2 separate regions of the Homo sapiens genome follow, and region 2 is linked to region 1. The links are chromatin loops, found by intact Hi-C in ENCODE. Cell type or tissue: heart left ventricle. All regions are shown on one strand. Each heading gives the region's core, and the rest is flanking DNA. Links, peaks and the distances in the headings are about the cores only.

Region 1 (16,583 bases), core at 5,018-13,017:
TCTGTGATTCAGAGAGAGAACAAATGTATTCAGCTCTCAGAATAACCTAAGCTCTGACCCAATTGAGTCTTAAATGAGAAGCTTTCTAAGAATATGGTTGTTTCACAGTAACTTTCTATGAATTCTCTCAAACAAAATTTAACAAGGGCCACGACTTCTTAAGATATTCAAAATTTAACACTGCTCATCCTTTCATCCATTTTCGGGGGAAAAATCAAGCTACAAATCCTTAAAAATTAAGCAAATAAGCAGAAACCTTCCTGTACAATAAGCATTTCAAGACACTTCAGGAGGGTTGTGTCTTTCTATTGAGTTATATTTCAAGTAATTGCATTAGCAAAAAGGTGTTAGGAGATTAAACATAAAGTGTATTCCATGCAATCCCTTTGGGTCAAGGTACACTGCCCTAAACACACTAGACCAGTGTTCATTCATCTGTGGGATGGTGAAATTTCTCCCACTCTCCCTACCCCCAGAACCCTCACCTGTGGTTCTTGGAGGCACTAAACTCAGTTGTGGGGCATCCGTTGTTCTGGCCCAGAGGGTGGGCACCATGAAGGCTGTTGCTCCTGAGCCCCTTCCATCAGGGCAGCCACAAAGGAGGTCAGTTTTTATTCAGTTGGGTTTTCCGTTGTTTCTTAAAGGCCCACAGTTACAATATCAGAGGCCCGAGTGAGATGTTGGTTCCCTGGAAGAGTTAGCAAATGAGCTATGAATACCTTATTAATAGTAGCTTACCAAATAATTAACAAAGGCAGGTGGAGTCAAAACTCACATATAAATAAGTCACTTGGAGTACATTGTGATTGCTGAGAATGAAGATCTACTATACGGCTTACTCCAGTGAAAGTATATATTATATGAATGTAATTTCAGAGACCCTTTTTCTAAATCAACTATAGAAAAGCTAACTCTCTTTTCTTCTACTTTTTACATCACAATTAAAAGGAGACCCCATTCCTTTGGTTCTAGAAGTATGTTACAAGAACAAGAGCAAGAGTCTGTTGGCTTTTTGCTTAGCACCGGTATTCCTTTTGTGTCTCTCAAACTTGGCACGTGAGTAAGTCATTGAAGATTGAGTGTGTTATAGAAAGAAAAACCACACTTGAGTTTGAACCTGCAGCTTCAAGGAACAAAACAAATGTTGGCCTAAGAAAAAAAAATAGCGAGTTACTCAGTGTCCAAATGAATCTGCTGTTTTAGGGGGAAACACCTTGAAAGAGGTAAAGGGTAATTTCTTCACATGAGAACCACAGTACCTGGCAAGGTATCTGAGTGAACCAGGCTGTGGTGAAATGTTTTTCTCCTGAAGCATTTCATCACACCACTCTGACTTGCTACAATGACTGCCTGGACATGCTGACTCCAGTGAGTTCCAGGCATCAGTAGGGTCTGAAAATATAAGCAAAGGAAAACACTTCACAGATGTGGGTTATTTCAGAAAATTGAAGAGAAGGAGGGAGATTAGGGGTCCTAAGCAAAGCATTAATATTATGAGTCAGACATACCTGCAGTTCCCAGATGCTTTGCAGATTCATTTTGTGCCATGCAGCACACATCTTCTTCCTCTTTTACTCTTGCAGATTCTCCTGTTGATCCTCTTCCCTCCCACTTGGAAATTTTACTTCTGCTGGATTTTAAAGCTTTGATTCTTTTTTTTTTTTTTTTTTTTTTGTGGTGGAGTCTTACTCTGTTGTCAAGGCTAGAGTGCAGTGATGCAATCTCAGCTCACTACAACCTCCTCCTCCTGGGTTCAAGTGATTCTCCTGCCTCAGCCTCCCAAGTAGCTGTAGCTGGGATTACAGGGCCCGCCACCATGCCCGGCTAATTTTTGTATTTTTAATGGAGACGGGGTTTCACCATGTTGGCCAGGCTGGTCTCGAACTCCTGACCTCAAGTGATCTGTCCGCCTCGGCCTCCCAAAGTGCTGGAATTACAGATGTGAGCCACCACGCCTAGCCTAAAGCTTTGATTCTAAAGCAGGCTGCTCTGGCCTGGGTATATTGGCTTGATCACAATGGTTCCCTAGACATGGACTAAGCAAATTAGCAAATGAGATATACCTGGTGTAAGCCACCTTTCAGTGAAGAGACTAATTGGGAGTGAATGGGTCCTACATTCTTTATATCAGAACTCTTCTTGGTTCAAATTTGCCAAATGGTTGGCTACCTCTTAATTATATTTGACCTCAGAAAGCCAACCATACATCTATACTTCAGAGAAAGACAAAGAGTAAAAGAAAAGTAATCCAAGTGTCGGTTGCAGAGAATGGGTGCGGGGAGGAGGGTCTCTGCTTTACATCGTCATTCTGAAACTCAAGATCTTTCCTACTAATGCAGGACTCAGCACACTACAGCTCACAGGTCAAATATAGACAGATTTTGGAAAAGAAGAAAGGTTTTGTACATATTTAAAGGAAAGAAGCTGAAGGAGAAAGAGGAGGAGGAGGGGGAGAAGAAACAGAGACTTTATACAGTCTACAAAGCTTAAAATGTTTATTATCTGACCCTTTACAGGAAAAGTTTGCTGACCCCTCATATGACTCAGCAAATCTCTAGGGCTCTGAAGCACTTCACTGGGTCCCCCATAAGCAAACCTTGGAACAGAAAAAAGTGCTTGAAGGATTTTGTGGGAGGTGTTAGAACCAGGCTTCCAGGAGGCATATGCTTCTGGTAGATAGAACTCAATCACATCTACCTGCAAGGGAAGACAGAAAATAAAGTCAAGCTCTCTGCCCAGGAGGGAAAGGGGTTTGGTTGGTGAAAATGCAGTTGTTACAGGGCACCCAAGGTTAACTGCTAGGAGAATTAAATTGGCAGTTGTTGAGAGCTCAAGAGAGCCAGAGCACTTCAGACAAAGGTTATGGAGGTGGCTTCCCAGAAAAGATCAAACTAAGATGGCCAATCAGCAAGAGGGTGGGAAATGCAGGTAAATGGAATGAGATAATCACAGCACAAACATGGGAAATGTAAGGCTTGGCCAGGGAATAACATTTAACAAGGAAAAGGTCCCACTGGGAAGTTCTGGGATATCATCTGCTTAGAAAGAAAGATTGGGTTCAGGTTGTAAAAGGCCTTGAGTGTCAGTTCATATATATGGATACCAACTTTAAAAAAAATAATTTTTTTCGGATTTTTATCTTATTTTATTTATTTTTTACACTTTGGCAGCATTGTCTATGGATCTGGAAACTCTGCATGTTGGGTTTCTTCATAGGTGTCTCTGGATAAAGGCCACCCTCAGAAAATAGGGATACTTGGATCTCAATAAATGAAATAAAATTTTGAAACTTGACTCATCTTTTCTGAGGAAACAAACTTACAAATCATACATTTAAAGAAGTAGATGACAGCATTTATAATTGGTGTAAAGATAATAAAATGAATACTCAGGCTCCTACCAGCAGCGTTAAGTAACAAAACACTGCCAGTATTCGACACCTTTGTGCCCTTCTTGATCACATCTCCTTCTCCCTGCCACTAAGGGCAATACTGAAATTTATGGTACTTGTTCCTTGATTTTCTTTATAGCTTTACTACCTATTTATAGATTCCTGATAATATATTGTTTAATTTTACCTGCTTTGACCTTTGTACAGATGGTACTATATTATACATACTGTTCTGTGATGTGTTTTTGTCCAATGTTATGTTTGTTTGTTTTTTGAGACAGAGTCTCCCTCTGTTGCCCAGGCTGGAGTGCAGTGGCGTGATCTTGGCTCACTGCAAGCTCTGCCTCCTGGGTTCAAGTGATTCTCCTGCCTCAGCCTTCCGAGTAGCTGGGACTACAGGCGCCCACCACCACGCCCAGCTAATTTTGTTTTTGTATTTTTAGTAGAGACGGGGTTTCACCGTGTTAGCCAGGAGGGTCTCAATCTCCTGACTTCGTGATCTGCCCGCCTCGGCCTCCCAAAGTGCTGGGATTACAGGCATGAGCCACCGTGCCCAGCCCCAATGTTATGTTTTTAAGACTCATCCAAGTTGCTGCTTGTAGCTAGCAGCTAATTCATTTATATGGTATTCTGCTATATGTTAACCTACTCTTGATGGTCATGTCTCTTTCTTTTTAAATTGGAAAAAATGTATCTCTTTCAAAAACGTTAAAATAAATACTAAAAAGTCAAAAACAAAACAAAACAAAAACAGGAAATAAGATGCCTGTGAAGAATGCATTGCTTGTGTCTGCAGACTATTTAAAAGTCAAGGTATCTCTCCTTGGAATTTCCTGTTCTAATAGGAGTATAGAGCTTGGCTTATCATGTTCCATTTGATTTGCTATGACATTTATCTGTACTCTTTCTTGGTGGTTTGTTTTTTCAGATTACCAGTTCCTTGCATGTGATTGAAGGGTTCTAGCTGCTTTAGAAACTGCCCCGTCCCCTTGCCTTCACCCTGCCAGTTAAGAACATTCAGGGCACTTTTGTACTCACAGGTCTCAGATTTCCATTTCAGGACATTTGGGCATAGGCCTTCATCAGAGAGTTTCCTCACATATCTCGGGCTGTTGACAACATGACTTGCCTTTTGTAATCCAGTTATTCTGGACATAATGTAAGTGACAGTGATAATTCTATGTTATTCATCTTCCTTGTTAGGCTTTTGTTCTTGAGTCTATTCGTGGCTCAATTTTGTAAATGAAGAAAGCCATTTCTTTTCATGTCTTAAGCCTGGCTGAGAGAACATTTCTCAGCTTCTGTTGACACATCCATTCAACTGTCCACCTAAGAAAGCCTGGAGATACTGATACAGCACCACAAGACATCAGTGCACAGTCCCATGAGAAAACCTCAACTGTTCAAGCCTCACTCTCTAAGATAGTTTTCAAGAGTGTTAACAACTATCTTATTCCTTCTTACAGAAAAGAAGCAAGAAAATTTTTCCAAGAGTGGTAAAACATTTTACCTCTCAAACATTTCTCTAAGTTTCTTTTCCTTTTTGTTGTGTATTTCACAGGCAGGTTTCAATTCTGAATAATGAGCATACGTTTGCCTCTTGAGAACAACCTGAGTTGCAAAAACTCCTTTTTAAGCTTTTCTGCTCAAAGCAATCAACTCTATAAATTATACATCTCTTACTTGATATGCATTTTCTAATAGGTAGTCTAAAGCCATCCCGTATGAATACTCATTTTCACATTAAAGGTGGAAAAAACTTAAAAGCCTTTCTTTTTTTCTATTTTTTTTTTTTTTTTTGCCAAGAGGCAGATATTCTTCTTTTGAAAAGTCTGTTTATTCCTGGTGGGAAGTTTTATTTCTATCTTCAGAAACATCATTTTAAATTTGCGTAATCAGTTCAGCAAACTGCTTCTTATAGTGATAAATAAATATCAAATTAAACTTGCAATTAAAATTTACTAAAAATATAGGTTGCTATAATTTTGTTGGTGATAAAAGTACAGAAGTAGAAATGATTAATGATGATTACTAATTATGCAGCTGTGTTCAGAGCACACAAGTCTATGGAGCTATAGCTTTTTAGCTAAATAACGATGTTATTCCAGGAAAAACCTTTGTATATAATATCTAAATGCAACACATTTCCAGTCAGAACAAACACCCCCATTACCTCATAACGCTTAGCTTGACAAAGAGAACCAGAAAAATAGAATGCTAGAATAATCGTCTCATATCCTCTTTTGCTTATTGTAGTTTTTTTGTTGACTGTTAGATTAGAGTTTCTAAGAAAAAAATGCCATCAATATGAGAAATTATCTGGTATTAATAATAGTGAAGACAGGAGTAGCTTGTTAAAATTCTGGCTTCTTTCTTTCCTAAATTTTGTATATCCTGTCTTGGAATTTCATATTAAAAATAACTTACTGGTGCTGGGCGTGGTGGCTCATGCCTGTAATCCCAGCACTTTGGGAGGCTGAGGTGGGAGGATCGCGAGGTCAGCAGTTCGAGACCGGCCTGGCCAACGTGGTGAAACCCCATCTCTACTAAAAATACAAAAATTAGCCAGGAGTGGTGGCACCCACCTGTAATCCCAGCTACTCGGGAGGCTGAGGTAGGAGAATCGCTTGAACACGGGAGGCAGAGGTTGCAGTGAGCCAAGACCACACCACGGCACTCCAGCCTGGGACAGAGCGAGACTCTGTCTCAAAAAAAAAAAAAAAAAAAAAAAGTAAAAGTAACTTATTGGTAAGGCTAACAAAGTCACTAAAAAATAAAATCACTAAATAATTTTTTTTGTTTGTTTGTTTTTGGTTTTGTTTTATTTTGTTTTAGAGATGGAGTCTTCTGTCACCCAGGCTGGAGTGCAGTGGAGCAATTGTAGCTCACTGTAGCCTCAAACTCCTGGACTTAAGTGATCCTCCTGCCTCAGCCTCTCCAGATGCAAGTCACTGCACCCAGCAGCTTCCTAAATATTTGACTTGTAGACAGAAGACCTGGATTTGATCCTATCATCTATTACTTAAAATAAGAAAACCTACAAATTAGGTAGCCCTCAATTTTTTTAACCACATATTATTTTTGATTAGCACAAAAATCCCATTTTCCCTTCCCTCTTCTTCACTTGTGTAGAAAATCATTATTTTACAAAAAACAATCTTAGAGATAAAACAACAGAGACCTATAGAGGTTATGTGAAATTATAATATCTCAAACTCAGTTCTCTTATATTCTAGTCATGTGTTACTTTCAGTATGCAATCAACAAACAAAACTAGGCTGGGCATGACAGCTCATGCCTATAATCTAGCACTTTGAGAGGCTAAGGCAGAAGGATTGCTTGAGCCCAGGAGTTTGAGACCAGCCCAAGCAGCATAGCAAGACCCTGTCTCTAAAACTAAAACAAAAATAAACACACAAAAAGGAGACAGAGAAAGGCAGAGAGAAAAAGAGGAGAGACAAAGGGAGAAAAAGAAAAAAACAGAGAAAGGGAAGAAAGAAGAAAGATAAAAGAGGGTGTTGTTGTGAATGTTAAGTATGGCATTCCAAGTAGAGAAGAAAATGATAAAGTAGTAGAAAAAATATGGAAATTTGGAAAAAGTTGTCCTCAAACCAGAATAGCTACTGAGACTACCAAATTGTGGCTGTAATTTAGTGGATAATTAACATGAAAAATGTTGGATTAGGGAGATGCATACAATTTTCCTTCACAGAGGTGGCTTGGTGTGATGGAAAAGATAAAAAACAAACAAAAACTCGTCTAGAAATTCAATGCTTCTGTTGGAATTTGGTTCCACCTCTGAAGTGCAGGGTGACCTCGTCCATGTTGTGTAACTTATTTACTCTTCTTTCCTCATATGGGAAATGATGATAGAGTATCCATCAACCTACCCACATCACAGGGTTATCTGAGGAACTGATGATATCACTGTTGTATAAAAGCTTTTTGAAAGTTGTAAAGCACCAAAGCAACATGTAACATATGACCACAAGTAAACCACATGCTGTTCCTTCGCGTGGAAGTTGGAAAGTCAAATGCAAAAGTAAAATGGAGGAGATGGGTTACATCATTTTAAAGAAAAATGCAGCTGATCCCATTAACCACAGCCAGATTTTTAAGACCAACTTTGACATTTTTTGAGTGCTTAATCTTTTTTTTTTTTTTTTTTTGAGACGGAGTCTTGCTCTGTTACCCAGGCTGGAGTGGAGTGGCGTGATCTCAGTTCACTGCAAGCTCCGCCTCCCGGGTTCACGCCATTCTCCCGCCTCAGTCTCCCGAGTAGCTGGGACTACAGGCGCCTGCCACCGCGCCCGGCTAATTTTTTGTATTTTTAGTAGAGACAGGGTTTCACAGTGTTAGCCAGGATGGTCTCGATCTCTTGACCTCGTGATCCGCCCGCCTCAGCCTCCCAAAGTGCTGGGATTACAGGCGTGAGCCACCGTGCCCGGCCAGTGCTTAATCTTAAGCAACAGACCTTACGCAATTTTGTTTTAGTATCATGAACACAAGAATCTGTTTGTTTTTGTTTTTGTTTTGTTGTTGTTGTTGTTTTTGACAAAGTGGTTTGAAGAGGCATTGGGGAAGGAAGCAAGATACTCACAACTGAGGGGACCTCAGCCATTTGCCTCCTTATTTCAGAGCATTGTGAGATGACGGTAAGGAGGAGGGCTCACAAGGGGCTCGTGTCTGCCTCTCCGTCTGCCGCTGAGTGACGAAGAGCAAACTGCAGAGCTGGAGACACAGCAGTATCCCAGAGAACTGGCCTGATGGCTCCTCCTGGGCCACGCACCTCCTGTCAGAGCTGGCCAGTTAGCGTTGGCAGACAACCTAGTTAGGACAAGGACATAGAATCAGAGTGGCTGACACAAGAGAGCTCCTCACTGTGACAGCAACTCAAACTTCTGGGGCTCCAGAAAGGAAATAGATGTTTGGAAACAGATATGACAAAAGGCCTTTCCCTTCAACTGCTCAGCATGTGAGACTGAATTTTGGAAGATTAAAAAAAATAAAATAAAAAGAACCATTGTTCATCCCCTCAGGGCTCAGCAAGTGTTTTATCACATTTTTATGAAATATAGTCTTCGCCGCAGAGCTTTGTTTGCATGAGGGTGTGTCCCATCCATGGGTGGAAAATTTCCATAACTTTTTTCCATTCTGTTCTGTTCCTCCCTCTTTTGTACAGTTTTTCAGGGTCTCTGTCCATTGTGATTCTAACATGGACCAACCCTAAGGACCAATGTTATTTGCTATTTTAAAACTTGAAAGATCAAAATGGCAGGGGAAGAAATCAGAATCCTTTTAGTGCCAATTACTCGCCAAATGTCTGTATGAAGAGCCAACGTGACACCTTTCTTACTTAATTCATCCACCAGTGACATTTGTTAAATGATTATTCAGCCAATACTATGTCAAAGAATACCATATACTTTAAAAAATCCTTTAATTCAGCAAATCAGCTGATATGAGTGATTTTGTTCCTAAAAAGGTTGGTGTGTTTAAATCTCTTTCCCACTTGCAGTCTTCCCTACTGCTGTGTCTGAGGCAGGTGTTGACAGTTGTTATTCTGTGGTAGGAATTTTTAGAAACAACAGCACTGTAGGGTGGACAAATGGCTTCATCAGGAAATCATGCACTGGTTTGAGATAAGCAAGGGTGGATTTGAAAATCACCTTCCCTTTAGTGTCACTTGTACTTTCTCTTCCTTTAGCTGCTCTCTGTTGTGAATTCTGTCCCTGCAAAGCTTGTCACATACTCCTTACATACACCCTCCTTTCTTGCACAGAGCAATGATCTTACCATTTTCTGAGAGAAACTCATAGATTCGTGTATTACGAGACAAAAGTTGACATCAGTCTTCTCTTAGATCGTTTACAGAAACAAAACAAAGAAACAAAAGAAAATTAGTGCTTTCTGCAGAGGAACAGGTACACACACTGGGATGCCCTGCACTTCCTGGACAATCAATTCTGGAAACACTATGGTCACCTACAGCACCACAATGAACTGCATTCCAAGAAGCCTGGAGAGCAAATGCTGAGATGTTCTTTTTGGTACAATGCAAAAGCATATCACATTGCTGTTTGCCCACAGCACACTTTTTAACTTAAAAGTAAATGCTAATACTTTGAAGATTAAATATTAAAAAAAAAACCTCAAACCTAAGCAAATTTTAGTCTCTCTGGAAAAGCAATTGATAAATAATACACTCAAACTGTGACTATATTTTCACACTGTTAAGAATTTATTTATTAAAAAATAATATGTTTCTGGAAACAGCTCCCTTTTGATCATCTCCCCAGAGCTAGAATATACACACAAATTCTATGGAATCAAAGCCTTGTAGGTAAGAAACAATTTTGTTAGATGAATTCTTCAGGAAAGAAGATCATGCCAAGATAGGCCATCTACTTTTAAAAAAAAAAAAAAAAACTGGATTCTCCATCCTATAATAATAGATCATAAGTTGAATCTGTAGTGTGTAATGTGTCAGCTTGGCTAGGATGAACTACATTTCACAGAATTCCTGTTCTTGTATCTTTCCGGGTAAGGTGAGCTATGTGGAGAGGTTCTTGTGGGAGAAAGGAGGGTGGAAGGGAAGCAGCAGCCACATTTCAGCCGCCCCCTAAACACTGTGGCTTATCTGCTGGCTTACTTCCTTGGTGTGGGCAGTGGCCAGGCTTGCAGCTGTTTCATCTTCCCATGTATCCTCCTTCAGCTTTTCTGATTCCTTCTCTGGTAATTAAAAAGTACAAACTGCTCTAGATATAGTGGTAAGACATTTGCACACCAAGGGTAGGAAATAAACCCCACAAATATCAAGTCTGAGGCATGTTGAGGCACCCCACAAATAGAGACCAGAACAAGAGAAGGCTCCGTAAGTCCAGACTGCTCTGCAAGCAGCTCTGCCACTTAGACCACATGATCCAGAAGAGCCAATGGTGCTTGAAATGCCAGTAACAGAAAGAAAGGCTGTTTAAAGCCTTTGCCAGGCTCCTATAGGTACAGCACAGACAAGACCCTTAGAATTTTGGAAGAAAGCCCTGCCATTCTTGATAGGTAATGATTCTTCTTTTATGAAATAGCTTTTATGTTATTACCGGGCCTTGGTAGAGACTGAATGTTTGACGATGGGCTACCAAGTTACCATATGACCTGAGCTGCCCATTACTAGTGTTGTCTGAGTCACCAGGCCATAAAGTTGAGTATGCACAGAAGGACTCTCTGATTAAATGGAAGTGGTAGATACGAAATTGGGCCTCAGCAGGGCCTGAAAGCACAAATACGTTGCATGAGCAAGTGGCCTACATATCCGTGACCCTTACTCCTATTACATTGCCTTCTTTCTCTCAACTTACACCTATGACCCTTGGAGAGCTTCCTATGACAAGCTGATAAAGGGATAAAAATCTTGGGCCTAGTTTGCAGAACTTCAAGCAATGCTCCTGGTCATTCATTTTGCTTCAAAGAATAAATGTCCAGAAGTACAAGTCAACACTAACTCATGGGCTATTTGGTTGTATGGTCAGAGAATTGGAAGGAACATGATTGAGAAATTGGTGACAAGGAAATCTGGTGAAAAGGTAGGTTGATGGACCTCTTCAAATGGGCATAGTATGTAAAAATATCTGTGTTCCATGTGAATGCTCGCCAAAGGGTAAACTCAACAGAGGAGGATTTTATTCATCAGGTGAACAGAATGAGCCATTCTGTGGACATTCGTCACCTTTCTTCCCAACCAACTCCTGTCATTACCCAACTGGAAAATGAAAAAAACAAAAAAAAGGCAATGGTGGCAAAAAATGGCAGTTATGCGTGGGCTCATCGACATGAACTTCTACTTACCAAGGCCTATCTAGCTATAGCCACCACTGAGTGGTGCCAAAACTGAGTGCCTGATCTGTTAACAGCAGAGATTGACAGTGAGCTCCTGACATGGCACCATTCCCAGCTACTAGGCTGATTACATTAGATCACTTCCCTCATGGAAGTGGCAGTGTTTGGCTCTTACTGGAATAGACACTTGTTGTGGATATGCATTTGACTTCCCTGCCCACATGCTCCTGCTAAAACCACTACAAAAACCATGTACAGAATAACTTATTCACTATCACGGTATTTCACACAGCATCACTTTTGACCAACAAATTTGTGTCACAGCAAATGAGGTACAGCAATGGACTCATGCAACCCACTGATCTTACCGTGTTCCCCGTCACCCTGAAGCAGCTGGCTTGATAGAATGGTGGAATGTCCTTTTGGAGACTCATGTATGGTCTTTTAGGATGCAAAGTATGCTCTAGATCAGCATCCAACATATATTTCTGTTTCTTCCTTAGCCAGAACTCATGCGTACGGGGATCAAGGGGTGGAAATAGGACAGGATCTTCTCACTATTATCCCTAGCAGTTCACTAACAAACGATTGCTTCCAGTCCCTGTGACATCAGGCTCGGGTGGTAAAGAGGTCTTAGTTCCAAAAGGAGGAGTTCTTCTGTCAGGGGACATATGATGACTCGGTTGATCTGGAGTGCCACCTGACCGCTTTGACTCATGCCATTGAATCAACAGGCAAAGAAGGCAGTGATTCAATCTAGGCTGCTTCTACACAAAGAGAATCAGGAGCATGTCTTGAAAGCTAAAGTTCTAGGTTTCCTGTTAGTACTACCATATCCTGTGATTAAAGTGAATAGAAAACTACATCAGTTCAACTTAACAAGACTGCTAATGTCCTAGAACATTCAGGAACAAAGATTTGGTTTATATCACCAGGCAAAAACCCAAGACCAGTTAAAGTACTTACTGAGAACAAAGGGAACATGAAGTAGGTAGTGGAAGAATGTAGTTCTAAATACCAGCTGTGGTCATGTGACCAGTGACAGATACAAGTACTGTAATAATTATGAGTATTTCTTCATTTTTATAGGACTATATGCAAACATACATATAAATATATGTATATATATTTCTTTAACCAATTACTTTGTATTTGTCTTCTGTCTCATTCCCTTATCATCTAACATAAAATGTGTTAATACTATTTAACTTAATATCTCAATGTATAAGTTGTAGGATATCAAAGGAGAGGTGAGAATCTGTTGTGAATCTGTTAAAAGAAAAATGAATATCACCCAAAATCATAACAAGAATGTTGGATTCTCTCTTACAGAAAAGTGTATTTTGGTTGTTCTTGGGACAGACATATCATGTTAGAGGCAGGCACAACTTTGTTATTATCTGTAATTGGAAATTAAGTTTGAGTTAAGGAGAGAGTAGGAGGCCAAGTTGTCAAGGTGTGGCTTTGTAAAGAGCGAACCCAACTAGACTGAACTCTGTTTCCCAGAATTCCCTTTTTTGTGTGTTTCTGGTTAGGGTGGGTCACAGGAGAGATTCTCGGGCAAAATTTGGAGAGGGGAGTAAAGCAGCAGCCATTTGCTACCTTATATATGTCTCTTCGCTGCTGGATCACCTCTTGCATGAGACAGCAGCTGGGCCTGCAACTGTTCCACCTTCCCCTGGATGGATCCTCCTGAAGCTTCTCCAACTCCTGGGCCAGGTACACACCTTTACTGAGCTCTGTTATGAAGGGCTCTGCCTCTGAAGGACGTTATACAACCAAGGTTAGAGGCATTCAGAACTGGTGCAAGTTTCAGTCTGTCCTTGTGAGCCCCCACTGTGTCTGGGGTTCTAGCCTGCTCTGGTTCTTCCCCACTTTATATCCATCTTCCTTTCCTGACAACCTGTCATTGGAATTCAAGCTCCAGCATTGGATATGAAGACAACAGCTTTACAGACATGACTTAACCACTTAACCACACCACACTATTATGTAATGTCAAATCCCTGGAACTGTATAAATACATATACATACATACACACAGGCATCCTAGTGTTTTTGCTTCTCTTATTGAAAACTTAATAATACAGTATTTTAGTTGAACGTTAAAAGATTACATTCTTTGAGAAAAACAGCTTTTTGAGGTATAATTGACATACAACAAACTGCACATATTTAAGTTGTACAGTGTGATAAATTTCGACATATGCAGATCCCCTAATCAAGACAGTGAACATATTCATCACCCTCCAAAGTTTGCTTGCTCCCCTTTCTATCCCTCTGTCCTTTCCACTCCTTCCCCATCTCCCCAGACAACCACTGCTGTGCTTTTTCTTCCTCTAGATTAGTTTGCATTTTCCAGAGTTTTATATAAACAGAATCATACTGTATGTACTCTTTTTTTGGTCTGGCTTCTTTCACTCAGCATAATTATTTTGAGATTCCTCTATTCTGTTATGTGCTCATTCTAAAATAGTTTACTCTACAAGGTTAAATTCTTTTTTTTTTTTTTTTTTTTTTTTTTTTTGAGATGGAGTCTCACTCTGTCGCCTGGGCTGGAGTGCAATGGCCTGATCTCAGCTCACTGCAACCTCCGCCTCCTGGGTTCAAGCAATTCTCCTGCCTCAGCCTCCTGGCTAGCTGGAATTACAGGAGCCCGCCACCACGCCTGGCTACTTTTTTGTATTTTTAGTAGAGACGGGATTTCACTATGTTAGCCAGGCTGGTCTCAAACTCCTGACCTCGTGATCCACCCGCCTCGGCCTCCCAAAGTGCTGGGATTACAGGCGTGAGCCGCCACTCCTGGCCCAAGGTTAAATTATTAATAAACAACATTCTGGTTAAGTATAGATCCATCATATGCATTTAGATGCATTGTAACTGGGCATAACTTAGAGAAACCAAAATCCAGACCATCAGAAATAATGCATTAGGAGCATTTCCTTATATCAGGAAGGTCTAGAGATAGTACCATTACATCAGCCTCACCATTAAGTGGTGGGGAAAAAAGCTTCTTTGGAAAGGGTTTCCAAAGGCTGGACTTTACATAAAACAGAGATTTTGGTAAGTGGAGTAGGGCTGGACATCACCATCTCCAGAGGTTAGCCAGGAAACCTAGGGAAGGGATGGCATGCCATCTGCTGAATTTTGAGTGTGGCATCTTCTGAGGGAGTCATGGAATGACATCAGCCTGAATAACCGTGAGTCATTCTTGTTCATACCTTTCCCCAGCACCATCGGCATGTGAATTCAGCAGCCCCAGAGTTTCTCCTTTCATCCAGTTTTGTTCTAGCCCCATTTGCTCTCATATTGCCCCAGATGAGCCAGGAGGGACAGACTGCTCCATAGGGTGCCTGAAAACCTCCAAATATGAGTCATGGAAAGCAACATCATGTAGTTGGCATTTGACTGAAAATCAAGAGGTCTGGATGTTAACCAAGAGCTGCCACTTAATTATAAGCTATGTGACTATGGATAAATCAAATTCTCTCTCTGAATCTCATTTCGTCAACTGTAAACTGAAGGAGTTGGACAAGGTGATCTTGAAAATATCTGCATTCTGTGTAATTAAGAGTGGAGTAACAGGCCAGGCGCGGTGGCTCACACCTGCAATCCCAGCATTTTGGCAGGCTGAGGCGGGCACATCACCCGAGATCAGGAGTTCAAGACCAGCCTGGCCAACATGGTGAAACCCCGTCTCTACAAAACTACAAAAAAAATTAGCCAGGCGTGGTGGCGTGCACCGTAATTCCAGCTACTCCAGAGGCTGAGGTGGAAGAATCGCTTGAACCTGGAAGGCGGAGGTGGCACCATTGCACTCCAGCCTAGGTGACAGAGCAAGACGCCATCTCAACAACAACAACAACAACAACAACAACAACAACAACAAATTAGCTGGGCATGGTGGCGCGTGCCTGTAATCCCAGCTACTCAGGAGGCTGAGGTGGGAGGATCGCTTGAAACCAGGAGGCAGAGGTTGCAGTGAGCTGAGATAGTGCCATTGCACTCCAGCCTGGGCAACAAGAGTGAAACTCCATCTCAAAAAAACAAACAAACAAACAAACAAACAAACAAAAGAGTGGGATAATAAATGCCCAGAGGATTAACAGGTGTAGTCATGCCAAGCACCATGTGGATAGCCTGAATTAAATCCCTACTTGTAAATGTGCTAGGCTATAGCATGGCCATCCATTCATCCATCTGCTCACCCATCCATCCACCTGTCCGTCAATAAATATTCACTAAGCACTTCTATGTGCAGGACATTGTGGTCAGCACTGGAGACAGGAAGATGAATATGGTCTAGCTCCCTTCTTCAAGGTGCTCACAGTTCAGTGAGGGCAGAAACATTTACACATAACTAATTATGCATGATAATTTTAAAATGTATATTTAGAACAGAGATGGTGTTTTGGTAATATCTTGATCCTCAGAACTTTGTACAAAGTTAAAGCAAAATAATTGTTTTTTCTGAATATCAGAATACATGGAACAAACAGCATTTTAGAAAATTCTACAGGGAGATATGGGAAAGAGGGATTTAAAATATTTCTTTAAACTAAAAATAGAACTACCCTTTGACCCAGCAATCCCATTCTGGATATATACCCAAAGGAAAATAAATCATTCTACCAAAATACACCTGCACTCATATGTTTATTACAACGCTAGTCACAAGAGCAAAGACATGGGATCAACCTAGGTGTCCATTAATGGTGGACTGGTCAAAGAAAATGTGATACATACACACCATGGAATACTATGCAACCATAAAAATAAATGGAATCATGTCCTTTGCAGAGATGTGGATGCAGCTGGAGGCCATTATCCTAAGTGAATTAGCGCAGAAGCAGAAAATCAAATATTGCATGTTCTCACAAGTGGGAGCTAAATATTGAGTACACATGGACATAAAGATGAAAACAATAGACACTGGGGACTCCAAAAGTGGGGGAAGAGGGGAGGAAGCAAAGCAAGACTTTAACAGCTGCCTATTGAATACTGTGTTCACTATTTGGGTGATTGTTCGAACAGAAGCCCAAACCTCAGCATCACTCAATACAGCCATGTAACAAAGCTACACATGTACCCCCTCAATCTAAAAAAAATTTCTTTAAGTTCCTTTAGGAAACTCACGGCCCCCCTTTTCCCTGACATGTCTTACCGACAGTTATATATATTTCTATATGTATTCATTACTGCAGCAGACCTTTAGGAAGAGAAAGAGGAAAGAGAAGAAAATTCAAATTCTACTCTCCGTATAACTGAACAAGTAACCATCAATTTTCCCTCTCTGGAAAAGGCCACGAGCTTTCTAGGAAAAGAAGACACTATCTAGAATTAGCCAAATTTAATTAAG
Region 2 (16,583 bases), core at 4,066-12,065, 190 kb after region 1:
AAACTTGGTTTGCATTAAAGTGAAAGAAAACATTTCTCTCTCTCTCTCTCAATGTCAAAAATCAATGTTTAGAACTCTTAGGAGGAACTATCAGTCAATGATTTTTAGACTTTGGAGCAGGAAATAACATATGAAACACACAACATGTTAACTTTTAAAAGCAAAAAAACAAGCTGCACAAATTCGACCTCATTAAAATTAAGGCGTTACAATTAAGAAATTTGTCAACAGACACCTTAAATAGAATGGACAAATTATAAACTGAAAGAAGCCATTTGAAAGATACACAACCAACTAGGATTTGTTCAAAAAAAAAATATATATATATATAAAAGTTCAATAAGTCAATAAAGAAACCAATAGAAAAATAGACAAAAAACATGAACAATCATTTCACAGAAGAAGAATCATATATGGGCAATAAACACATGAATTCACGTTCAATCTCAGTGATCAGGAATTATAAATTAATGCAACAATGAAGTACTATTGTGTACCCATTTGGTTGGCAACAATTGAAGAGTCTGATAATATCTCATGTTGGAAAAGATGTATATCCACAAGGCATTTCACAAAGTTGCTGGTAGGAGTAAAAATTGGTAAAACTATTTAGACTATTTTAGCATTAGCTCCTGAAGTTGAACACTCACATAACCCTTTGATCCAGCAATTTCATTGAGCATAAGCATATACTCAATTTCTCTTTAGTATAAGCATATACTCAAGAGAAAGTCTGCATGTGTTCACCAGGAGATATATATATATGAGTGTTCATGGTTCACAATCATGGAAACCTGTGTATTAGTCTGTTTTCATGCTGCTATAAAGAACTGCCCAAGACTGGGTAATTTCTAAATGAAAGAGGCTTAATTGACTCACAGTTCATCATGGCTCACGCCTGTAATCCCAGCACTTTGGGAGGCTGAGGCGGGTGGATCACCTGAGGTCAGGAGTTTGAGACCAGCCTGGCCAACATGGTGAAACCCCGTCTCTACTGAAAAATACAAAAATTAGCCTGGCGTGGTGGCATGCGCCTATAGTCCCAGCTACTCGGGAGGCTGAGGCATGAGAATCACTTGAACCCAGGAGGCAGAGGTTGCAGTGAGCCGAGATCACATCATTGCACTCCAGCCTGGGTGACAGAGCAAGACTATGTCTCAAAAAAAAAAAAAAAAAAAATCACATATTTTTCTTTTGTTTTTTTTTTTTTTTTGAGACAGAGTTTTACTTTTGTCACCCAGGCTGGAGTGCAGTGGCACGATCTCAGCTCACTGCAAGTTCCACTTTCCGGGTTCAAGCGATTCTCCTGCCTCAGCCTTTCAAGTAGCTGGGATTACAGGAGCCTGCCACCACACCCGGCTAATTTTTTGTATGTTTAGTAGAGACCGGGTTTCACCATGTTGAGCAGGCTGGTCTCGAACTCCTGAGCTCAGGTGATCCGCCCGACTCGGCCTCCCAAAGTGCTGAGATTACAGGCGTGAGCCACTGCGCGGGGCCCAATTCATATTTTTTAATAAACATATAAAGTTTCTAAAGTTTCTGAATTTTCTTAAATTTACATTGTCAAATGTAACAACCTTCCCTTTGGGGTTTCTTTTCTTACAAATCTTATTTCATAACAAGATCAAATAAATAAGAACCTATCTTTTCTGTCAGTTGCTTCATGATTTCTTTTTAGTGTATAACTATTTTACCCATCTTGATTTATTTTGGTATATGGTATTAAATGGAAATCTAGTGAGGTTTTTATTCAAATAAATAACCAATTTTTCTGACATCATTTACTGGATATTCTCTTTCCAATGTGATTTGTGGTATCACCTTGATATATACTATATAATCTTTTATACTATGATCTATTTCTGGGACATCTTGATTCACTGAGCAGTCTATACTCCTGTCAGCACCACACTGATTTAGGTGACTCACATTTGTAATCCCAGCACTTTGGGAGGCTGAGGAGAGTGGATCACCTGGGGTCAGGAGTTACCAGCCTGGCCAACATGGTGAAACCCTGTCTCTACTAAAAAAAATACAAAACTTAGCTGGGCGTGGTGGTGGGTGCCTGTAATCCCAGCTACTAGGGAGGCTGAGGCAGGAGAATTGATTGAACCTGGGAGGTGGAGGTTGCAGTGAGCTGAGATTGTGCTACTGCACTCCAGCCTGGGCGACAGAGCGAGACTCTGTCTCAAAATAATAATAAATAAATAAATAAATAAATAAATAAATAAAATAGCTTTAAAATACAATTTCATATGTAGAAAGTTCTTCCTCTCCTCCTACATTACTTTCTTTTTTCAGAAGGTGCTTTTCCATTTATTCTTCCAGATGAGACCTGTTCTTCAGTTTAAATTAGTCCTCTGGAGAATATCAGATACAAATAAGAAAGAAATTCAAAATACAGGTTAAGATACCATAAAATTTATATCCATGTCATATTTGCAAGCCGAACTATCCATTTTATTTAGAAATGTTTCCTCCTTTATTTGGATATACAATGGAATTAATTATTCATTATTGATTTATACTAAAATGGATTATCTCTTAACTATGTTAACAAAGTAGCACAGCATGCCTGGATAAAAATATTACCAGAACTTTATTTTAGTTAGTATCTATGGCTTCTTCCCTCTTAAACTTTTCACCAGAGCTATCAGGAAAAAAGCCAAAGAGAAAGTTTCAATTTTTTTCTCTTTTTTTTTTTAACCTTCTTTTGCAGAGTTGACAACAAATCCCCAAATCAGTTGATGATACAGCCAGTGGCCTGTCAGTCCTGTATAATCCTCCTACTGAAAAATATCCCCTAAAAAAGTCCACAGCAGAAACTTTATTTAATTAATTAATTTATTTATTTGTTTGTTTCTTTTTTGAGACAGAATCTCGCTCTGTCACCCAGGCTGGAGTGCAGTGGCGCAATCTCTGCTCTCTGCAACTTCCTCCTCCTGGATTCAAGCAATTCTCCTGCCTCAGCCTCCCGAGTAGCTGGGATTACAGGCGCCTATCAGCACGCCCAGCTAATTTTTGTATTTTTAGTAGAGACAGGGTTTCGCCATGTTGGCCGGGTTGGTCTCGAACTCCTGACCTCAGGTGATCCGCCCATCTCAGCCTCCCAAAGTGCTGAGATTACAGGCGTGAGCCACTGCGCCCGGGCAGAGCAGAAACTTTAAAGCCACCTATGAAGTATTTATTTATATTCTTTTCTTTGGAATTAAAGAAATCCCAAATATAAGAATAGGTTTTAGAGCTTCCATTGCAAATTCATTGCCAAGGGTAAAATATGATGGAGTAGTTTAAAAGGAACATCTAGTCAACTAGCCATTCTCTCCTCCAGGGAAGGAATTTCTTCTACAACACCTCGTGGCCAATAGACGTTTTTCTTCTACACAAACACTTTTAGTAACATGTGACTTTCTAGCCAACACCCAGCTGTTGGAGTGAAAAATCTAAAAATAGAAATTATTCAACAAAATCACTCCAAATTTGCTTAAATGCAAATAACCTGAGATGCTCTGTAATCCAAAACAACAGCTCCGGAAATAATTGCTGATACGTTTATTGATGCTGCAATATTGGGAGTTCCAAGGTAGAACCCTGTGGAAGAGAAGAAACTCAACCATCACCAGTCAATACTAGCAAACATATAAGCGGCACAGGCTACAAGTAAAGCTCTGAACAAGACACGAACTTGAAAGAAGCCAATGCCAGAAGCCTTGCTCTTGAGATGCTTACAGCCTGAGTGGTCAGGGCACACACACACTAACCCAAGGTCACACAACATTGATGCTAAACAAGTACCAGAAGAAATAAATCTTCACTCCATGTTTTGTGAACCCATTCATTTGTGGTTCCATTTTGCCTCCTACTCTTGTTTCCTTTTGCCTGGATGTTCTGAGCTTTTTATTTGTTTAGCCTTGCTGGATTATATGCATCTTATTCAGCAATTTAGAGATAAGGTGGAGGCACTACTCCGCAGTACAGCAAAGTAGTTAGGAGCTGAGATACAGCTTATCCACCAGTTTCTATAAAATGCCCATTCTGGCTCAGGGTCAACTGAGTTGGCCCTAGCCAACTGCTATGCCTTCTGAAAGTCACCACTCACTGACATCAGACTGCTTAGCTGCATCATATTCGCCTGGCAAATACTAATCTCATCACTCAAAATTCAGTTCCAAAAAACTGCACTGGGACTGAAGCAGGACTCTTTGTGCAAAAATAAACCAGGCATTTCAAAACATTTGAAATCAAATAGATGAAAATGTTGCAATATTACTTTTCAGACATTTGCTTTGTCTAATTTGCTTTTCATTCACTAGTTTACATTTTCTAAAAGGACTTGTATTTTTATGATGTGCATGACTTCCACACTGCCCACAATCAATGTCAAATGAAAGACCTAACTTGTTACCTAGTCCTCTGCCTACTAAAACAGTGCTGTCTAATCAGGCATCTCTCTGCGGAAACAGGCCTTCCTACAGCAGGAAGCAGAGGAAAGAGGACTGGAGACAGCAATCCCAGCGGCTTTTTTGCCAGAAAGGACAAAATGGCTCTTCTGGCAACTCCTGACTCAGGAAATCGCTGAATTAAGTAGTCAATCTGCAGAGTAATTTAGCATGTCATCTGCTTCCTGGCAACAGATATTTGGAAGCATTTTTATTTTAATTCATCTCTGTCATCATCAGGGTTATAGCTGCTTCTCTCTGAGGACCTCAAGGTCAGAGATGTGGGACCTCAAGGTCAGAGATTTTTCTGTAGTTCTTATAGAGCCAGTTCTTTGAGCTTCTTCCTGCCCTGTCTAGGCCCCAGTAGGCTCACTTCTCCTTTGATTTTGGTCAGGTCAAGCAAACCCCTGTCATCAGAGCTAAATATAAGTTGTATGTAAGTGGGTGGAGGCCCTTGCAGTGGGTTCCCTGGAAAATACACTTGTAAGTGTACAAAAGAATGAAGGTGCAATTGCCTGCCCAGGAGTTGCAGAAGCATCATTGTCTGTGGGAGACAGGAAAGGAATTAAGAGGTCAGCAACTCAGGCTCTCATTCCTGCTTCATCACGGACTTTCTGTGTAATGTTGCACAAATAATTTTCCTTCCCACTCCTCCACTTCTCTATTTTAGGCGTGAACAAACATCAGTCATCTTCCTCACTTGCAGACATTAAAGAGAGTTAATATGAGCATGTTACAAACAAATAGCCCTAACTTCACACATTGAGGAGACCAGTAAACACATGCTGTGGGTGATCCTTCTTTATGTGGATAGAGCAATTTCTTAAAGCTGGTGAACATATGTGTCCACAAAATCCCTAAAAGGAATGTGTGTAAAATAGATGTACCAGGACCATGCAATTCTTATTGTACAAATGCATTTGCAGATTGTTACTATTTGGGAATAACGATGGCCTAATCCAGGTGAGGGTAATAATACATCAGGAAGGTAATAATTTTTATCTGGGGCAGAGGTCACTTTGCTCCTGTCTTAACAGGGGCTCTCTATGGCTTCGGCAAGAGGGCCCAAAAATGCATGTCCTGACATTGCAAATGGCAAAACAGAGATCTCAACCAAATATTCATGAAGCACTGTGTTTGGAGTCTCCCAGCATCGAGCCCCATATCTTCAAGAAAAATCTAAACTAAGCTTTTTACATACCTTTATTGCCTTTGACCCTCACAGCAACTCTGTTAAGTCAACAGAATTATCCCAATTTCACAGATAATGAAAATGAAGCTTAAGAAGGCCAAATAATATTTCCATAGATCATATAGGCATTGAGGGGTGGGACTGGGATTTTTAATCTGTCTGATCCCAAAGTCCGTCCTCTCACCCGGTTTCCATTAGATGATGCTATCTTCCATGCACTGTATCTTTTATGCTCTATATGCCTAAGTTTTCTAATCTATAAAATGGGAATAATAATACCTAACTAATGAAAATCAAGAGATTACCTATATGAGGGCATTTTACAGAAATGTAAATTGTTATTCTAATAGTAATTCCACGTTCATCTCTTCCACTGTCAGCCTCATTATTATAAACACATGTGAAAAGTTTATACTAGGCCAGTTATATGGACCTTGCTTGGCACATAACTGAAATGTAACTTTACATTTCATTGACTTTAAGGAATTTACATATTTTAACCCAGTTCAACTATATTTTGAGGTGCTGCATCTCAGGAGTTCTTGTAGATATCTAATTCCACATTAATCATTGATCTACCTTTATATTATTGCTTCAAAAGTCTTATTTAAAAATTCACATATTTTTAAGCACTGTCATATTCTTTACGAAAAACCTTGCATGGAAATCAGATGGTAGCTAAGTAAATGTGACTTCAAATTCATGGATAAATATCAAAACAGGAGACTAATGGAATACATAGAGAGATCTGTTCATGCCCTGACTTTCTTCTAATTGTCTGTAATCCTGACCTTCCCAGTAGACAGAGAGGAATAATATACTCAGAACTTGCCCTGCCCTTCAGGAAACATGGGTAAAACCTAAATAAAGATTGTTTGTGTATGATTATAAACAATTTGCTATTCAAATTCAATAATGGCACTCGGTAGGCAAACTATCCTAAAAACTTTCCTATTAACAACTAAATTCCAAAGTTTAGCATTGCAAAACCACATAATTTGAATACATTTTTGAACCATCTGATGGAAAATTATATTGATTCCACATGTGTAGAGCTTGTAAGTAGCTCAGTAATTCCTTCACTCTTTTCAGACACAAAGTAACGGCCTCTTTAACGGCCTCTTTTTCTTTCCCTCATAGAAAAGTAGGCTATTTTTCCAGGGTCGGGAGAATGTGGAGGAGGGAGGGCTATAATGAAAGTATGTAATTCACTCAGGACTTGTGGGGCAGTATTAGAGATTATGGAAAGATTTGCTTCACAGAATACAGTTCCTGTGGAGAAAAAAGAGTCCCACTACATCAGGAATTAGCACACAGCCATACAACAAGCTGAACTTTTTGTTATTTTAAAAAATCTTCGAGTTATACTGTATGCTTTTCTAATACTGATAGAAAACAGTTTCAGCAAAGTGCACTAAATAAATAGAACAGTGCCTTACCTTTAAAAAAAAAATCTATATTCAGGAGCTATTCTCCTTCACATTTTGAAATTCTTTAGCTGGAGAAATGCTGGGTCATGAGACACAGGGTCATAGCATCTGGGTTTGATCCAGACTTTGTGATCTCTAAATCATCTTATGCCTTTGAATACATTCCAGCACCACTGACTCTACCATGTATTTTCTAACGTATGGGTTCCCGCCACCCATGCTCTGGGACTGAGTTAATAATGGTACTTACAGGGTTGTTGGGAGGATGAATCCAGTATGCCTAATATGTAAAGCACAGAACCTTGCCAGAATGTAATAAATGTCAGGTAAACATTCACTTTTAGTTTTGCTGTTATTATTGCTTAGATAGTGGTTGCTAAATAATGGAACCTTCCATTTCAATGTCAGTGCCATATCATTTAAAGGTAATCAGAGTGGAACTAATTACATAGCCTCCTGAGATATGAACACACAAATATCTTCAAAATCTCTTTCATTTACTCTCTAGCATCTGAGCTCATGTGCTATCATAAATCAGTTTAATTTCCTTTATTAAGAAAGGCTAGTGGACAGCCCCAGTGTGGAAACATTCCCTACAGGCTCCCTAGGTACTATGAGTAGATGAGGTCACTGGAGAGTTTAATAAGTCAACCTTGTAAAACCCCTGAAGATGAAAAAAGTATATGACAAAGGGCTACAGATCTTCTCTCTGTCCTTGAGGCTCCTCCACGCTTGTGAAAACACTTTCTGTAACAGATACTTAAATATTATTCACACTGTAAACAAAAATCTTTTGAAATTGTTTTAATTAGGCTTGGGGTGTTTTTTTTTTTTTTCATCTTGAGATGGAAACAGAGAGATTTCTGTTCAAAGAAATTATTGTTCCCCTTCAGAAGTCATGGGAAGTACAAGGTCAACTGATGAAAAAACAACAGCCCTAGTCTCAGGGTTTTCTAAGCCTTATTCCTTAGACAAGATACTTAGCATAAAATTTTACTGACACTGAACCAGGTTTAATTTCAGAAAGTAATCATCCATATACAAACGTTGTTTCAGCAGGTTTTCTTGCTCAATTGAAATTCACTCCACAACTATTCGACTCTCTCTGAAGGACCAAAAATCCAAGCACCTGATATGTAAAACAAATGCTTACTAAGGGCCAGGCACTGTTCCAGGTGTTTTATTATATTACATAATTTAATCTTCACAACAGTTCTATGAATGTCATTATTATCTCCATTTTATAGGTGAGGAAGAAATAAAACACCTTAAATAACTTGCTCCAAATTACACAAAGATAGTACATGATGGAGTTAGTATTTAAACCCAAAATGTCTAGCTCCAGAGTCTTTAATGTTAACCACTCAGTGGTATTTTCTCTTTTTATTTTCTAAAATGAAAGTTAATATCTTCAAAATTGGGGACATCACATGGCATGCTTCCACTATAATAAAATTTTTAATGTCTCCCTTTAGAATGCAATTGAAGGTAATCATGTATCCCAGGAGCCTAACTTATTAACTTAACAAGCTATGAGTCCAAGACCTTTCTGTGTCTACATCACATCAGTCAATCCACAAATGTTTATTTTCAGATGTTTTAAATGTTTCAGAGAACATTGCTTAGTCTAGCCTTTTCTTTGCAACAAATATTTTTCACTAGGGTAACGGCTACCATCAGTTACACAGGTACACTTTTAAAGGCATTTGATGCTGGCTTTTACAGACGCAGTGGAGTTAAATGAGTTAACTTTTACACTGTCGCCTTCTCCTTCAGAGTTTTAGTACTGTAACTCGGTGACTTCAAACATATTGCTATTTATACACAAGGAAGTTATGTTGCTCAATCTATAATTATTTTTGCAGAAACTCTAAGTACAATAGACAGCTGCAGGGGTGTCAAACTAATGATTAATTTATAATACATAATAGAAAATATTTATTGGTGAATAGTTTTTATCAAATGTTGAAAATAACCTGCCTGACTATTTATAGGCACCAGCATCCCCTACTTACTTCAGAGGTTAGGGCTTCCCTTTCAGTTGCTATAAACACAGCTTCCTCCCAAGACTCTGTTTATATGTCTGCTTGTCAACCCCGCGCCAGACACTGGCGCTCCCTTTTTTTACCGTCACTGCACCCTCATCCTGTTTATAGGACAGGGAGGATGACCACGGATGCAGAATTATTTTAACTCACCAAAGTCTTGGAGAAACTAGCCAATATTGTTTGTTTTAAGATGACTCATTCTTCAATTGAGTCTTTAACTTAATATTGCTTTTCCAACATCTAGTCACATAAAATGCATTGGCCTAAGCAAACGTGCTACCATTATTTTAAGACAAATTATACCAAGCCTGGATACCAAGAGTCACAAAGCTCCCTTGATGTCCTCGAAGAATAATTTACACTATAAACTAGGGGCAAAAGACCCTTTTATTTTTCCCAGTGAGTCTTGTTCGAATTGCCTGTGGAGTATTTTTCTTTAAAGAAATTAGTACCTGCTTGGGCCCCACACCAGATCAATTAAACCAGGATTTCTTTTTAAAAGCTTCCCTTTGATTCTACTGTGCAACAAGGATTATAAACCACTTCTCAAATGTCATTATTTATTGCAAACCACTAAACAAATGGGTTAGGTATGATTGAATCAAATAGATGCAGTGCTGCTTTTTACCAAAACCTTCCCAACAGTGTTGATGTCATGAAATGGCCACACTGGTTGAATATAGAATGCAGTCCTCAGGCATAGAGGACTGCATTGTTTTCAGCTCACCCTCACTGTAGCCTAGACTCTTTAAAGAATGAGGTAAACATGCTAAAGGTTAGCTTCCAGAGCCTCGTTAGCATAAACAAGAAATTAGGTTTTGATCCTGATGATGAAATTCCAGTTAAAGGAAAGAATTAGGACACCCTCTTGAAGTTAAAGGCAACTCCCTCTACAGATCAAAAGGCAACCTTGAAAAGAAATTATATAATGTCTTCAGTGTAAGTAAGACAGGGCTGATCAGTTATTAGAGCTCAGAGGTCTTGTCTCTCGGGATGCCTTCCACCCACCCTTGAGTATAAAACAAGGATCTTTAATGAAGCACACTGCAGCTGAAAATCAACTCAATTCAATACCGAGAAAGAGCAAGGCAGCCCTCAACAGCGAGTGCTGGTCTGGTGCTCACAGCTAGCCCTGGTGCCCTCCTGTTGGATGCAAATAGTTTCACAGAACATCAACACTAGACAAGGCCACTCCATGACCGTGATGGATCAGGACAAAAACAAGACGACTCCATAATAACATCTAAACCACAAAAGCATGAACCTTGTCGGAGCAACAAAAATGACCCAAATTCCCCTATCCTAATGAATCTGAGTGACAGCTGCTGTTTTACCAATCACAGCTTTAGCGTCATTCTAGTTGTCCTTCCTTCTAGATGTGTTAAAATATCCAAACACAGAATCAACTGCACTTCCTAGAACTGTTCAATCCAGAGCAAAGCCTCATTTTCTAAAACTCTCCCTCAAGTCACCTAACACAAGCTCAAATCGTACAATTAGTCATTCCCAACATCCTCCATAGCTCACACGGTATGTGTTCTCCCTCATTGCAAGGAGTCATGAATTGACCTTGCTTAAGTACAGGTGTGTTCCTCGTGGTCTCCATCTGAAGGGCATTGGCAATGTTTTCATTAAACATCTAGTATATGCCCACTTCAAGAATAAAAACATATAAGATATACCTTAGTATTCAAAGTTTTCAAATGGGTTGGGAAGATATCAAAGGAGTGGACCATAATCACATAATCAAGGCTATGTGTGTACACTGGCAGGGAGATGTTAGGCATTCTTGGAAATTGTTAGGAAAGTAAGACAAAAGCTGTGCTTTGAGAGGGGGACAGAATTAGAAGGAAGGAGAGGAACACAGGGAATGGTATTACACTCGGTACCGTTTCACAATTTAGGGACCTAGATTTATATCTCCTCCTGGTTCAACAGTTTTATCTGCTAGCATTTTACCCCATATTTTTCTTGGGAGTGAATAATTTTGGTTGAAGAAAGGCATCTAATATAGTCTTCTAACTTTTCAAATTCTTCTTCCATGTTCTGAAGAGAGAGAAATGATGTCCAGCCCATTGTTTAGCCAAGTCCTGGAAACACAGTACAGGAATAAAATAATGTCTGTGTTCTCAGATTGTACTGGATTCATGACACATAGAATAAAAAAAAATAATACATGAAAAGGTCACTGTTGACGTCATCTAGGGAGATGCATATAGTGTTTGATTATTCAGTTGACTAGTGAATTAGGCCAATGAAATAATCCCATTACCAACTGCAGTTGTGTGAACAGTTTTGTTCCTCTTTCTCCCTCTGTCTTCCATTCTAGGGATTAATTGGTTTAGATGATCTGTCAAACAATACATCCTTGTGTTTCTCAAACAAATAAAATCTGCATATTTTACATATTCGGACACCACTTTATCCTTTCTGCAATTCAGTGGATTTTTTAAAAAATTAAGTTATGGAAATGTCTCTTTTTTTTTCCTTCAAATGAAGCTTCATGGCAACCATGATGGGAAACACAGTAAAACATGCTCTGGTTGAAGCAGGGTAGGGTGGGAAGACCCAAAGTCACTCTCCCACCCCACCTCGGTGCTCTGGAAGCTCTCTGAGAAGTTTCTAGGACTTCAAAGAACACAGTGCTAAAGGAGTTGTTCTGCTCAACCATCTCCATAGCTCAAGGCTATGGTGTCTATACTTGCATGTCAAATTGGTGTCTCAAACTTTCATACCTACAGAAGAACATCTGTCCATCCTGCTCGTCTCCCTAGCCCCAGCATCCCTGCTTTCAGTAAATAACACTATCCTAGCATCCCCATGGGTATTAGGACCCAAGACCCTGAAGCAGAGAAAATTTGGAAGACCACAAGTCAAGAGCCTCTACTATGTCATATGATTTGTTATGACAGTGTTATCAAATTGATTTTCATCTCAATCTTTCTGGTAAAACTTCAGGTGATGGAGTTGCCTAAAGCCAAAGTAAAGCAGTATATGAAATCCCCTCTTAAAATAATGATGAGATTTTGGCGCAATTATGCTTCTTTTAGGGTAGAGAGACAGTAAGGAGAATCTCAAAGATGCTATGAAGAAAACAATAAACTTTAAAGTGTGCATTTTTAAAACCAAGTGTCTCCTTTTCTAAAAGTAATTTTTCTCAAAAGTAAATGCTGAATTTACTTCAAATTGGTTGGTCCATCAAAGCCCAAAAGAACGAGAATAATGTTCTAAAACACAAGCATTTTCTTTTTAAAATGTTTTTAATTTTTAATTTTTATGGGTACATAGCAAGTATATACATTTATGGGGGATATGGGATATTTTGATACAGGCACATAATGTGCAATAATTACATCAGGGTAAATGGGGTATCCATCACCTCAAACATTTATCCTTTGTGTTATGAAAAATCCAGTTCTACTCTTTTAATTATTTTTAAATGTACGATTAAATTATTATTGACTATAGTCACTCTGTTGTGCTATCAACTACTAGATCTTATATACACTTTCTTTTCATCAGTACCATTTCAAGCCTAGGATAATTATTTTGGCCAAATAACAATAGCAGCAGATATCATTTGTTATTATTCTCCCCATTTACAGGGAAAGAAAATGAGACTTAAATATTTTCATTGTCTTGCCCAAGCCCAAACAGCCAGTAAGGAACATGACCCCTGGCCATCTGTGGCACCATCACCTATGCAAATCATATTCTCTTTGGTTCCCCTCTGGTTTGAGCCTCTTTGATCTGTACCTATTTGATCAGCTCTTACTTCTCAGTCCCTTTGGGAAAGCTACAGAAAATTGCTATTTTTCCTGTATTGTTTCTTTGTATTTCTAATCTCCTTCCAAAGATTTGGCCAGTTACAAGAAATTGGCAAGTTACAAAGAAATAAACCCCAGATGAATCCCACAAAACATGTATCCTTCAAGTTGTTTGCTCTACTATTCCAGAAAAAAAGGCCCGGTGCAGTGGCTCATGCCTGTAATCCCAGCACTTTGGGAGGCCGAGGCAGGCAGATCACCTGAGGTTAGGAGTTTGAGACCAGCCTGGCCAATGTGGTGAAACCCTGTCTCTAATAAAAATACAAAAAAAAAAAAAAAAAAAAATAGCCTGGCGTGGTGGTGGACGCCTGTAATCCCAGCTGCTCAGGAGGCTCAGGCAGGAGAATTGCTTGAACCTGGGAGGCGGAGGTCGAGGTGAGCCAAGATCACGCCATTGCACTCCAGCCTGGGGGACAAGAGAGAAACTCCATCTCAAAATAAAAAAAGAGGAATAATAGTGGTCTAGCATAGCATGCTGGTTTAAAGGATTTAACGTCATGTCAAACAGATATTTTCTCAGCCAGTTCTTAAAGAAATTTCTGTGTGGTAACAGGAGGGACATTGAACTGCTGTTCCCTTACTCAACACTCACTGTGCAGGAGCATTTCTGGGGATGCATTCCCACTCAGTGGTGGCCTGATTTACATTTCTATATGAGGATATCTTGGAGTATTAGATAAAAGAAAGGATAAACCACTTTGGTTCCAGCAGAGTGAGTGAGTGAGGAAATAGTTGAATCACGTCAAATTGCTAGTTTTTTTTTTTTTCTACTGAATTCAACCATCTATGGGTTTAACTTCTCTAAATCTGTTCCTGTGCATAGCCACAGCCATATTTAGGAATCCAATCCACTTTTCATTTTGAGGCTCCTGATTCCTGATTCATCTCAGTCCACATACCCTGGCAGGAATCCACTTAACACACACAGGCCGTGCTGCAAATGGTGCTTAGTAAATTAGATGTTTGGAGTGCCAAACACACTTTCCCCATACAAATTGAGTTACAGATGGTGGTTCGTTATCCAGTCCAGATACCAAATGGCTGTGTAGACAAAATCCAGGTGAACGATGATCTTAAGAGACTGATAGATGCTAAGCTTTCTTTCTAACAGTTTCTAAGGAAAAGAGAATCAGAGGTGAGGGCCTGGAGCACATCTCCCACCTTGCTGACACAGAGACCTCTGCTTCTCAGCGTGCTGGGGCTCCGGGGTACTGGTGGGAGCTTTGCCAGCGGAGACGACATGCTTCTCTGAGGTTTCTGAACTCGGCGACAAGCAGCAGCAGTCTGTCCCCCCAGGGCTGATAGGCACCACAGGTGTGATGCTCACTCCAGAGCCAGGCAGGAGGGGGCGGTGAAGGGAGATGCTGCGGTATGTGACCATTCTCCAGCTGCTCAGTGTGCTAAAGACTGCAGGGGAGAGAGGCCACCTCAAATCAGGTCACAATTCTGTCCTTGAGGAGGAGGGGATGCAGAATATCAGTAGGCAAACAGCAGTCTCCAACCCCACATGTGTAATTACAAAAAGATTAACTCAAATCTAGATGTCATTCAGAAGGCAACACAAGTCCTAGAATAAGAAAATTCAACATAAACGTTTGCTCCCGAAAGCATATAGCTTTAAGAATCAAGGCCGGGCACGGTGGCTCATGCCTGTAATCCCAGCACTTTGGGAGGCCGAGGTGGGCAGATCATGAGGTCAGGAGATCGAGACCATCCTGGCTAACATGGTGAAACCCTGTCTCTAGTAAAAATACAGAAAATAAGCCAGGCGTGGTGGTGGCCGCCTGTAGTCCCAGCTACTTGGGAGGCTGAGGCAGGGGAATGGGGTGAACCTGGGAGGCGGAGGTTGCAGTGAGCCGAGATTGCACCACTGCACTCTGACCTGGGTGACAGAGCGAGACTCCGTCTCAAAAAAAAAAAAAAAAGAATCAAGAAATGACAACATCCAGTAAACTCCCAAAGTATTACAGATAGTTCCTTTTAGTAGCGGTCAGAAGGGGTGCCAGGGTGTATACCTTTTTGCCATCTCTTGCATTAAGAGAGGCCCTCCGCTTCCACTCTTAATTGACTTGTTTAGGATTCAGTTCTTCCTCTACTCTGATTTCAAACTATTAGAAGCAAATGAAAAGAGCTAGGCTGTGCCAAATTTGCAAGTGTTTTCCAATGGAAACACTTTGTGCTTTCTCATTCTTTCTCTCAGGAATCCACAAGCAAACCAGGTCTGACAGCCGACCTCAACTGAATTTTCCTATTTCTTATTTTGGGTGAAAGGGAGGGGAAAAACTGACTTATGAGAAAATAGGAGCATTTAATTTAAAATTTTCCCATGGTATGCTATATAGCGGATGCTTCTCTATTAGTATATTCTACCACTGATGGGAGAAGGAGGAATCAAGGATAATGGGTTTCTGGTTTGAGTGCTTAGGCAGATGGAGGAGAAAATGAAAATTAGTTCAATATTAGACATATTTGGCTCATGGTGCCTATGGGATATGCAAGCAGTTAAGCAAATCCAAATAAATGCCTGGCACTCAAGATATATCTAACTGGAGTTACTCTGAAAGTCATAAGGATGTAAATATCAAAGTCTGGTGCAGATGTGACTGCCCATAAAAAGAGAGAAACAGGGCCGGGAGCGGTGGCTCACACCTGTAATTCCAGCACTTTGGGAGGCTGAGGCGGGCGGATCACGTGAGGTCAGGAGTTCAAGGCCAGCCTGGCTAACATGGTGAAACCCCATTTCTACTAAAAATATGATCATGCCATTGCCCTCCAGCTTAGGCAACAAGAGCAAAACTCTGTCTCAAAAAAAAAAAAAAAAAAAAAGAGAGAGAGAAACAGACAGACAGAACCTTAGAGAGCACCAGCATCTAGAACACTGCTCCTCAAACCTGAATGTGCAAGTAGATCACGTGAGGATCTTTTTAAAATGCATGCAGTTTCCAATTCAGTAACTCTGGGGTGAGGCCTGAATTCTGCATTTATAATAAGAGCTCCCAGTGTTGCTGATGCAGCTTGTTCTTGGGCCATACTTTGAGTCCTATGGAATTTGAGGACAGCAAATACAGAAAACAAGGAAAATTGACCTGAAGAAGATTAGAGATGTGGAAAAGAAAAACAAATAATCAAATGAAGCAAACCCGGAGACTGGGGCTGTGGAAGCTAGAAGAAGAAAGGGTTACAATAAGAATGTGAGCATATGGGGTGCCAAATAGAATCCCCAAAAACACAATCCTGAACACCATTATCCTTAATGCTGAAATCCCAAAAGATCAAAATCCCGAAAATGTAATTCTGAAAAAACTAAAAAAAATCTTTAAAATATTTATTTACATTTTTAAAAAGGGATTTATTTGAGAACATATAAAATCATGACAAAACACTTCATAGGCCACTTTACACAATAAAACAGGCAATAACAACATACATATTTTTGCAAGCATAAATACTCAGGTATGCCATGCATGACAGTTGCACTGGGATAAGAGTTATAAGCAGACAAACCATATTCATAAAGAAATAGGTCAAAAAGGGAAATGTATAAATACATAATCACTATGGTTGCAGATTGTGTGTACTCAGCTTTATAACTGTGGTCATCTGAAATACTGTGATGAGCAATCTAAGTATTTTGATGAGATTGATCA

Evidence for each region. Hi-C counts contacts between places; a loop is a spot of excess contacts. Peaks named below come from ENCODE experiments on the same cell type or tissue, not always from the same donor. Only the 100,000 strongest peaks of a DNase experiment are listed, where the experiment ranks them.
Region 2: it touches region 1 in a loop (2.3-fold over the local background); 6 of 110 quality-filtered maps call a loop at or near these places.

The regions. Positions count from the first base shown.
Region 1 is chr6:134,522,847-134,539,429 of GRCh38, forward strand. It overlaps LINC03002 (long intergenic non-protein coding RNA 3002), which reads right to left. Exons shown (of 3, transcript NR_125856.1): 2 at 7,992-8,218; 3 at 2,472-2,697. Among named protein-coding and RNA genes, the nearest start is that of LINC03002, 8.9 kb to the right of the region's middle. RefSeq lists enhancers at 11,310-12,509, 14,063-15,262. In heart left ventricle, for the core only: no CTCF peak of the experiment used is centred there; a DNase peak (open chromatin) is centred at 8,155; H3K27ac peaks cover 2,307 bases.
Region 2 is chr6:134,715,957-134,732,539 of GRCh38, forward strand. All of the region lies in intron 3 of LOC101928277 (a long non-coding RNA gene), which reads right to left. Among named protein-coding and RNA genes, the nearest start is that of LINC03002, 180 kb to the left of the region's middle. In heart left ventricle, for the core only: no CTCF peak of the experiment used is centred there; no DNase peak of the experiment used is centred there; H3K27ac peaks cover 2,029 bases.